Regions from separate parts of the Homo sapiens genome. Here region 1 is linked to region 2. Evidence: chromatin loops called from intact Hi-C (ENCODE). Cell type or tissue: K562. All regions are shown on one strand.

Region 1 (5,000 bases), 240 kb before region 2:
TAAGCTTGTGTGTTTAGAACTTGTATATTTGTTTTCTTTTCAGGCATAAAAATATTCCTAGGGAAGTCATAAGCAAATTATGAATTCCAAAGAAAGTAGATGTACACAGAATGAGCTCATTTTAGGCAGATGATTATAAAATGAGCAAATAGAGCCCATGTGAGGATGACCCATGCATCCCTGGAAGTATATAAAGGTCTTAGAAGAGTAGAGGACAGTCACACTTCAGAAATATCCTCCTACACCTCAACTGAAATCTAACCTCCTGAAATCATGTGTTGCAACTACTACAGAAACTGCTGTGGGGGCTGTGGATATGGCTCTGGCTGGAGTTCCGGCTGTGGATATGGTTGTGGCTATGGCTGTGGATACGGCTCTGGCTGTAGATATGGCTCTGGCTATGGAACTGGCTGTGGCTATGGCTGTGGATACGGCTCTGGCTGTGGATATGGCTGTGGATACAGCTCTAGCTGCTGTGGCTACCGACCACTTTGCTACAGAAGATGCTATTCCTCTTGCTACTAATCATCACTACAGGTCATCCTTGGCTTTGCAATGACCTCTCCAAGATCAAGTTCAATTGAAATCTCCCCTACCCATTATCTTCACATCTAAGTAAAGGTTGACTATGGTCACCTGACTATCTGAATGCATATAAGAGAAGCTGTTGGCAGTGGATGGAGACTGAGTAGTTTCATCACATCGCTGAAGAGAGGAGATTTTATTCTGATTAATTTTCTAGTGTAATTTTCTAATGTAAGCTCTTACATCTTTTTCTGAATCTTTGTGCCATGACTATTTGCTGAAACACAAGAGGACTATATAATTGGAGCATACTAAAATGGAAAAAAAATAGAATTTTCTTAATAAAAGGCCTTACTCACTAAGAAGTCTGGTCTCCTTAATGTCTCCTTAATTTGAGGTTTTGTGGCTTCCTCAAAAGCTGTGTGACCACAACTTTAAATAAGACAACGTTATTTTATTGGTTGAATCCAAATACTTGTGTTTTACATATTTCTTAATTCCTTGTATGTTAACTCTTTACATTTTTATTTAAACATGAACACAAATATTAAGCTCAAAATTTTAAAATATGCATGAAAAAAGAATTAGAATAGAACCAAGAATGAGACAGGGGATCTACTCATGAGGTTAATGCACTAGTTCAGCAATGACTATCTTGTTTGAGCTTAAGTCAAGGTAATTAAGAGGCAACAATATTAATTTAATGTTAATAGCTTTTGAAATATGTAAAACAAGAAATCTTAGACTAAGCAGATAAGTCTCCTACAAGTGCTCAAGATGGTGAGAAAGGATCAGGGCTCTTTTATGTTCCCACTCCCCACCCTTTCTGTGTGACTTTCATACTCATGGTTTTAAAGTGGTTGCTGTGTATGACCAACATTCTGCACAAGTAAGGACAAATGATGAAGAGCATCAGGTCTTTTAAAACTTTGTCCTCTTATTTGGGAAGGGACACTCTTCCTGGAAGAATTTTGACTGCCCTTGTTTGTACACATGTGTACTGTGACCACTCTTAGCTAAAGGTGTGTAAAGAACAAAAAGGTGTTCAGGGGTTCTGCTAGTCAGCAATCATGTGTGCCCAAAGTATGTAGGTCTTTGGGATCAAGAGGAAAGGACAAAAGACTGAGGAAGCAAAACCTCAGGTAAATGGCCATATGTTCCTACAGCAATTTGAGTTTGGGAAGGGGTACAATTTATGACTTCACTCATTTTTTTCCTTCAAGTGTAGAGGTTTGAGCTTAATATACTGTCCTATTTATATCATATTACTGTTTGTCCACACATAGCTCTTTTCCCTTTTTCTATTTTTTTTTGTCTAACAGAGTAATTTATTTATTCTCTTACATTTATCTTTTATTTCCATTCTCACACTCATCTCTCATTCATAAACACCTTGTTATTTATTATTTTATATGCAATACCCCTTTTCATCTTGTCAGTATCCCCCAAAAGTTGGCCATTCTACTATATATTTTCAACCTATTTAAATTGTATTATTATATATATTTTTTAAAACCCCTTTTCTTTCAGCACAATTGCAGTGAATGATTCATTTATGCTACTACGTGTACATTTAGACTATTATTTCTCATTGCCATATGATACTTCACGTGGCTAATACACAAGATTTTGCCTTTTGCTATCTCGGTGATGCACACATAATCACACCCAGCTCTTCTTCAGCACAACATTGCTGCAATGAACACGTGACCCTTATGGGCTTCTATGAAAGTCAATCCCAAAATCTGTCCTCACATATGTAACAATATTTGTTTACTCTAACATGCTAATGTTGCTTGTTTGCACAGTGACAAAGATATCATCTTGCTGTTTTAATTTATGTATCTCTTATTATTAATGGGTGTGAACAATTTTCTTTCCATATGTGTTATCCTTAATGTTTTCTCTTCCACATCCTTTGCTCATTTTCTAAACAGAAGTGTCTGTCTCTTTCTTATTGATTTGTAGGCATTTATTGTATAATCCTAATAAAATTCCCTTGTTATTTTTGACACTGGAAAAATCTCACAAACTGTCATTTGTTTATTTTTGTTAATAGTGTGCATAATTGCACCACATTGCAAACTGTAATTTCTGACTTTTTAGTTATTTAAAAGATGATACATATTATCTTTATTTCATTGATATTCTACATCTGTCAATTGAAAATTTTTACATTTCACTCTTTGATCATTAATCCACCTGGAGTCCACCTCTATATATGGTGGTCCAGTTTCATTTTTCATTATATTAAGCTAGATTCTCCAGCACCACCTACTAAACAGCTCACCATTTGTAACTGATTGGTGGTGACCATCGTTAGTCTATGATTTTATCACATATACAAGAGTTGGTCTCTGGACTTTGTACTATGCTTGATTTATGTTTATATTTCTTAGCATTTTTAAAAGGTTTTGCAGGGAAGGTATATGTGTGATACAGAATTAGGTTTATTCTGGTTTGTTTTTTCACTGAAGACAACTAGGTCCAATGGATAGAATTTAAAGACAGGAAGACTTAAAAAAATAAGACACTTTTCAAATGGCTAACACAGTATGAAGATGGAATAAGTTGTCTTGTTAGCATCCCTATCCTGAAGTTATTGAATAATTTGTATCTCCACCCCCTAGAAAATTCTGAGTAATTCTGCACTCTGAACGTGGACCTAATTAAATTATCCACATCATTCACTTCTACTTTGAAATTCTGTGATTGTATATGTAAAGGATCATTGAATGTTAGTTGTAGGCAAGCTGGATAAGAATGATATGGCCTATAATGCCAAGAAATAATACTCAATTTTATTATAGAGTTAGGAAGAAGAATGTAAGGTTTCACATGAGTTTTGAGGCTAACCTACTGTTAGATCAAGTTTTAAATGATTTCTGGGAGTCCATGCAGAAAATGGTTTCCAAAGCAGGAGAAAGAAAGACAACAGATTAGTAATACCCTTGCAGAAGCGCTCATTAGAGTGGTAAGATATTACTGCAATAATGTGTGGGATCTATTTCAGTTATTGAAGGGATCCCAGGAAGTACTCACTGTGGAATGCATATATCAGTAGAAAAACGTTATCTAATTACAATGGAAGACAGCAGAGAGGAGGAAAGAAAAGATCTACAAAACACCCAGAAAACAAGAAAATGCTCATATATATATTCATATATATATTCATATATATATTCATATATACATTCATATATATATTCATATATACATTCATACATACGTTCATATATATATTCATACATACGTTCATATATATATATTCATATATACGTTCATATATATATGTTCATATATATGTTCGTATATATGTTCGTATATATGTTCGTATATATTCGTATATATATACGTATATATTCGTATATATACGTATATATATTCGTGTATATATACGTATATATATACGTATATATATTCGTATATATATTCGTATATATATTCGTATATATATTCATATATATATATTCGTATATATATTCATATATATATATATCCGTATATATATAAACAAAGACCCAACTAAATGTTGCCTACAAGAAACTCACGTTGCTTTTAAGGACACATATAGATTGAAAGAACAAGGATGGAAAAAGGTATTCCATGCAAATTGAAACAAAAAAAGACCATATACATATATCAAATAAATTAGACTTTGAATTAAAAAAAACTGTAAAACAAGGAAAAGAAAGTCAGTATATAATGGTAAATGGATTAACTCATCAAGAAGACATAACAATTATAAACACATATGTACCCAATGTCAAACACCTAAAAATGTAAAGCAAATATTAATATAGTTGAAGAGACATTTACAATGTAATATTACTATTATTTTATTATTGTATTTTATTATACTATTATTATTATTATTCTTTCATCAATGAACAGATTATTCAGATAGAAAATAGGTAAGTAACCATTAGATCTGAACTATACTTTAGAGCAAATGGACCTAATAGGCGTATATAGGACATTTCATCCAACAGCAGCAGAATACAATTCTGCTCAAAACACAGAAAACATGCTTCAAAAGAAGTCTTAACATATTTAAGTTTTCTTTTGTTGTTTTGAAATGTGTTTCAAAACAGGTCTTAATATATTTAGGAAGACTGTGATTATATTAAGTATCTTTTCCAACCACAATGGTTTGAATCAACAAATCAATAATGGAAGGAATTTTGGAAAATGTGCAGATATATGAAAACTAAACAACATCATCATAAACAACAAATGAGTCAAGAATAAAAAGAAAGGAAAACTAAAGATATCTTGAAACAAACGAAAATAAAAGCATAACATACCAAAACGTTGGGATGCAGCAAAGGCAGATCTAAGAGGACATATGCAGATATGGCTCTGCCTGGGGTTCTGTCTGTGGATATGATTGTGGTTCTGGATATGGTTGTGGATATGGCTCTGGCTATGGTTATGGATATGGCTATGGCTGTGGCTATGGCTATGGATATGGC
Region 2 (5,000 bases):
CATTGTTCAACCCCCACTTGTGAGTGAGAACAATGCAGTGTTTGGTTTTCTGCTCCTGTGTTAGTTTGCTGAGAATAATGGCTTTCGGCTTCATCCATGTCGCTGGAAAGGACATGATCTCATTATTTTTTATGGCTGCATAATATTCTATGGTTTATATGTACCACATTTTCTTCATCCAGTCTATCATTGATGGGCATTTGGATTGGTTCCAAGTCTTTGCTATTAAGTAGTGCTGCAATAAACATACGTGTGCATGTGTCTTTATAGTAGAATGATTTATAATCCTTTGGGTATACACCCAGTAATGGGGTTGCTGGGTCAAATGGTATTACTGGTTCTAGATCCTTCAGGAATCACCACACTGTTCTCCACAATGGTTGAAATAATTTACACTCCCACCAACAGTGTGAAAGTGTTCCTATTTCTCCACACTCTCGCCAGCATCTATTGTTTCCTGATTTTTTAATAATCGCCATTTTGACAGGTGGGAGGTGGTATCTCATAATGATTTTTATACGCATTTCTCTAATGATAAGTGATGATGAGCTTTTTTTCATATGTTTGTTGGCCGCATAAATGTCTTCTTTGGAGAAGTGTCTGTTCATATCCTTTGCCCACTTCTTGATGGGGTTGTTTGTTTTTTTCTCGTAAATTTGTTTAAGTTACTTGTAGATTATGGATATTAGACATTTGTCAGATGGGTAGACTGCAAAAAATTTCTCCCACTGCCTGTTCACTCTGATTCTAGTTTCTTTTGCTGTGAGGAAACTCTTTAGTTTAACTATACCCCGTTTGTCAAGTTTGGCTTTGGTTGCAATTGCTTTTGGTGTTTTAGTCATGAAGTTTTTGCCCATGTCTCTGTCCTGAATGGTATTGCCTATGTTTCCTGCTAGGCAAATAACTTAGAAGCAAGAGCAAACCAATTTAAAAGCTACCAGAAGACAAGAAATAACTAAGATCAGAGCAGAACTGAAGGAGATAGAGACACAAAAATCCCATGAAAAAAATCAATGAATCCAGGAGCTGGTTTTTTGAAAAAAAATTAACAAATTAGATATTCCACTAGCTAGACTAATAAAGAAGAAAAGAGAGAAGAATCAAATCGACACAATAAAAAATGATAAAGGGGATATCACCACTGATCTCACATAAATACAAACTGCAATCAGAGAATACAATAAAAACCTCTACACAAATAAACTAAAAAATCTAGAAGAAATGGATATATTCCTATACACACACATGCTCTCAAAACTTAACTAGGAAGAAGTTAAATCCCTGAAAAGACCAATAACAACTTCTGAAATTGCGGCAGTAATTAATAGTCTACCAACCAAAAAAAGCCCAGAACCAGATGGATTCACAGCCAAATTCTACAAGAGGTACAGAGAAGAGCTGGTTCCATTCCTTCTGAAATTATTCCAAACAATAGAAAAAGAAAGACTCCTCCATAACTCATTTTATGAGGCCAGCAGCATCCCGATACCAAACCTGGCAGAGACATAACAAAAAAAAAAAATTTCAGGCCATTATCCCTGATGAACATCGATGCAAAAATCCTCAACAAAATACTGGCAAACTGAATCTAGCAGCACATCAAAAAGCTTATCCACCATGATCAAGTCGGCTTCATCCATGGGATGCAAGGCTGGTTCACCATATGCAAGTCAATAAACGTAATCTGTCACATAAACAGAACCAATGACAAAAACCACATGATTATCTCAATAGATGTAGAAAAAGTCTTCGATAAAATTCAACATCCCTTCATGTTAAAAACTCTTAACAAACTAGGTATTGATGGAACATATCTCAAAATAATAAGAGCTATTTGTGAGATACCCATAGCCAATATCATACTGAATGGACAAAAGCTGGAAGAATTCCCTTTGAAAACCAGCACAAAACAAGGATGCCCTCTCTCACTGCTCCTATTTGACATAGTATTGGAAGTTCTGGCCAGGGCAATCAGGCAAGATAAAGAAATAAAGGCTACTTAAATAGGAATAGAGGAAGTCAAATTGTCTCTCTTTGCAAATGACATGATTCTGTATTTAGAAAACCCCATCGTCTCAGCCCCAAAACTCCTTAAGCTGATAAACAACTTTAGCAAAGTCTCAAGATCGAAAATCATTGTGCAAAAATCACAAGCATTCCTATACACCAACAACAGACAAGCAGAGAGCCAAATCGTAAATGAAATCCCATTCACAACTGCTACAAAATGAAGAAAATAGCTAGGATTACAACTTACAAGGGACGTGAAGGACCTCTTCAAGGAAAACTACAAACCAGTACTCAAGGAAACAAGAGAGGACACAAAGAAATGGAAAAACATTCCATGCTCATGATAGGAAGTATCAATATCATGAAAATAGCCATACTGCCCAAAGTAACTTATAGATTCAATGCTATTCCCATCAAGCTACCATTGACTTTCTCAGCAGAATTGGAAAAAACTACTTTAAGCTTCATATGGAACCAGAAATGAGCCTGCATAGCTAAGACAATCCTAAGCAAAAAGAACAAAGCTGGAGACATCACGCTACCTGACTTTAAACTATACTACAAGGCTACAGCAACCAAAATAGCATGGTACTGGTACCAAAACAGATATACACACTAATAGAACAAAACCCAGACCTCAGAAATAACACCACACATCTACAACCATCTGATCTTCAACAAACCTGACAAAAACAAGCAATGGGGAAAGGATTCCCTATTTAATAAATGATGCTTGGAAAACTGGCTAGCCATTTGCAGAAACTGAAACTGGACCCCTTCCTGGGGAAATTCAATAATACAAGGACAAAAGAAGTGAGAGCTGGACCAAACGTTAGATTATTACAGATTGTACCGTGCTGCCCCCTATAGTACAGGTGAGGAAATGCCGAACAGTTAAGTGATGCCTAGAGTTAAAATCTAAGTGTCAGAATCAAGACCAGAAAGCAGTTCACCTGAACCTAATGCTCTAGTCCATCATTCTGAGTCTCTTTCACTGCATAATTCCAAATCTGAATGCCATCTGGAAAGTTCTTGTAATAATACTGTGGATGGTTTCAATTTTGGAGCAGAGTATATGGAGACTAATTTCATCTCTTAGATTAACTATGTTTTGTTGCTGTTGTTTTTAAAATTTTTCTTGTTAACTTTTATTTTGTTATATATAATACATTTCTGAATTGCTAACTTAGCTTTACTTGAAGGCAAAAACAGAACAAATAAGCTCAATTCTCAAGATTATTTATTTTTATGAGAAATACTTGGGTTTGTTTATGCAATGTAAAGATGAAATATGAACAAACAACTCAGACAAATCTTGTTATTTCTCTCTTTAGATGCTGTACCTTCACAGGGGAGGGCAAGGTAGATAAATTTTGGTAATTTCATTAAAGGAATTTTGACCCTATAACTGAATTTCAGATGAAACTGCTCTATTCTCATACAGGTAAATATCCTCCCAGCCTGAGTAAAAGTATTAAAAATTTGCAATTAAAAGAAAGATCAGTATAATTATAATGAGAAAAAGCACTTGTGGCATTGCTGGTATAATTCAATATTAACATATTTTTGTAACTTACATTTTTATATATTATTAGTTTGTGTCTGAGTTAAACGAAGTCTTTGGAATTTATAACAAAAGCTTTCTTTCTTTCCAGGTAAAAGTTACTACTTATCCCAAGTAAGAACATATTTTCTTCTTCCTTATCCATTATCATAAAGTTATTAAGCATATATTCCAAAGTAAACTTCCTAAAAGTGAAAAGAAGGAGAAAATATAAAACATCATTGTTCTATCAACTTTGGGTCTAATCGACTTTGAGTCTAACAATCTCTTTCAGCATAAAACCAATATCACTACAAATGAATATATGTCTTCATTTTACAATGGATGCTTTCATTTTACTATTTGTTCACTTCGAAAAAAGGACAAAATATTTGTTCTATATATTTTGTATATAAAATATGTAGATTTATATATTTTATTTTAGTATTAATCATTTACTGCTTACGATCATTAATTGGTCTTGTGGAAAATTATCACATAGTCTATTTCTTTAAAACATTCTAATTCTTATTTGGCTATTGAGGTTTTCCATTTATATCTTGTTTGGTTTTATATCTCAGATGTATGCATTGTTTATGCATCCCAAACAAAAATTAGCTATTAAACACTCTTACATTATCAGGCTGATTTATATGGACAAACTGTGGTATCCTTAATATAGTTATTTGTGATTTTGAGTTATTTGTGATTTTATGGCTTCAAAAGGACTCACTGAGAACTCAGCTTATTGACTGTTTCAAGTTCAGATGAGAAATAAGAATGAACCAATATTTGGATAAAAGAAATGTAGCAAATATTGGATTAAATCCTACTCTATAAATGGAAAGACTTATTGAGCTATTTTTCTGTCTTAAAAAGGTAGCTCACTAAGGCGTAGTCAGGGTTGTGCACAGATTGTGGTTGCTGTGGCAGTTACTGTCAATTTACTTAGAATTTCTTCAATAAACAATTTTTAATTCCCTAGTCTGTTGCTTAGAAGAACTGAAGCATTCCTTTTAGGAAATTTATGTTTGATAAAATACTTATAAATCTCACAAAAACTCACCAGCATGTTCAAAGTCATGTAAATTAAATGAATTTTTAGTTGTCGAAGCCAAGAGACAGGTGCTGCATGGAGATTAATCAAGAGTGGTCTCAATGTTGTATCTGTTTCACTAATTCAACAAAGTCAGCTGAGGAACTCTATGAAGCCCAGGGCAAATTTCTTTACATATGTTTCTCTATTCTGTGCCATTTCACCATGGTGCCTTTATTTTGAAAACTTTGAAGACAATTTCTATTTTAGGATACCTTTTAAATTTCAGAAAGCCATAGGAGTTGGAGTACATTTTAAAAAACCCATCCCCTCAAGTATTTATCTGTTGAGTTAACAAACAGTCTAATTTTACTCAAGACATTTTAAAATGTACAATTAAGTTGTTATTGA

What was found. A loop is a pair of places that touch in the nucleus more often than their neighbours do. Peaks named below come from ENCODE experiments on the same cell type or tissue, not always from the same donor. Only the 100,000 strongest peaks of a DNase experiment are listed, where the experiment ranks them.
Region 1: it touches region 2 in a loop (2.2-fold over the local background); 3 of 110 quality-filtered maps call a loop at or near these places.

Annotation. Positions count from the first base shown.
Region 1 is chr21:30,742,476-30,747,475 of GRCh38, reverse strand. It overlaps KRTAP21-2 (keratin associated protein 21-2), which reads left to right and starts at 217. Exons shown (of 1, transcript NM_181617.3): 1 at 217-682. The coding sequence starts at 274. The coding sequence ends at 525. It also overlaps the pseudogene KRTAP21-4P. RefSeq lists an enhancer at 4,753-5,000. In K562, no CTCF peak of the experiment used is centred here; no DNase peak of the experiment used is centred here.
Region 2 is chr21:30,503,682-30,508,681 of GRCh38, reverse strand. No RefSeq gene overlaps it. Among named protein-coding and RNA genes, the nearest start is that of KRTAP19-5, 4.0 kb to the right of the region's middle. In K562, a CTCF peak has its summit at 2,868; no DNase peak of the experiment used is centred here.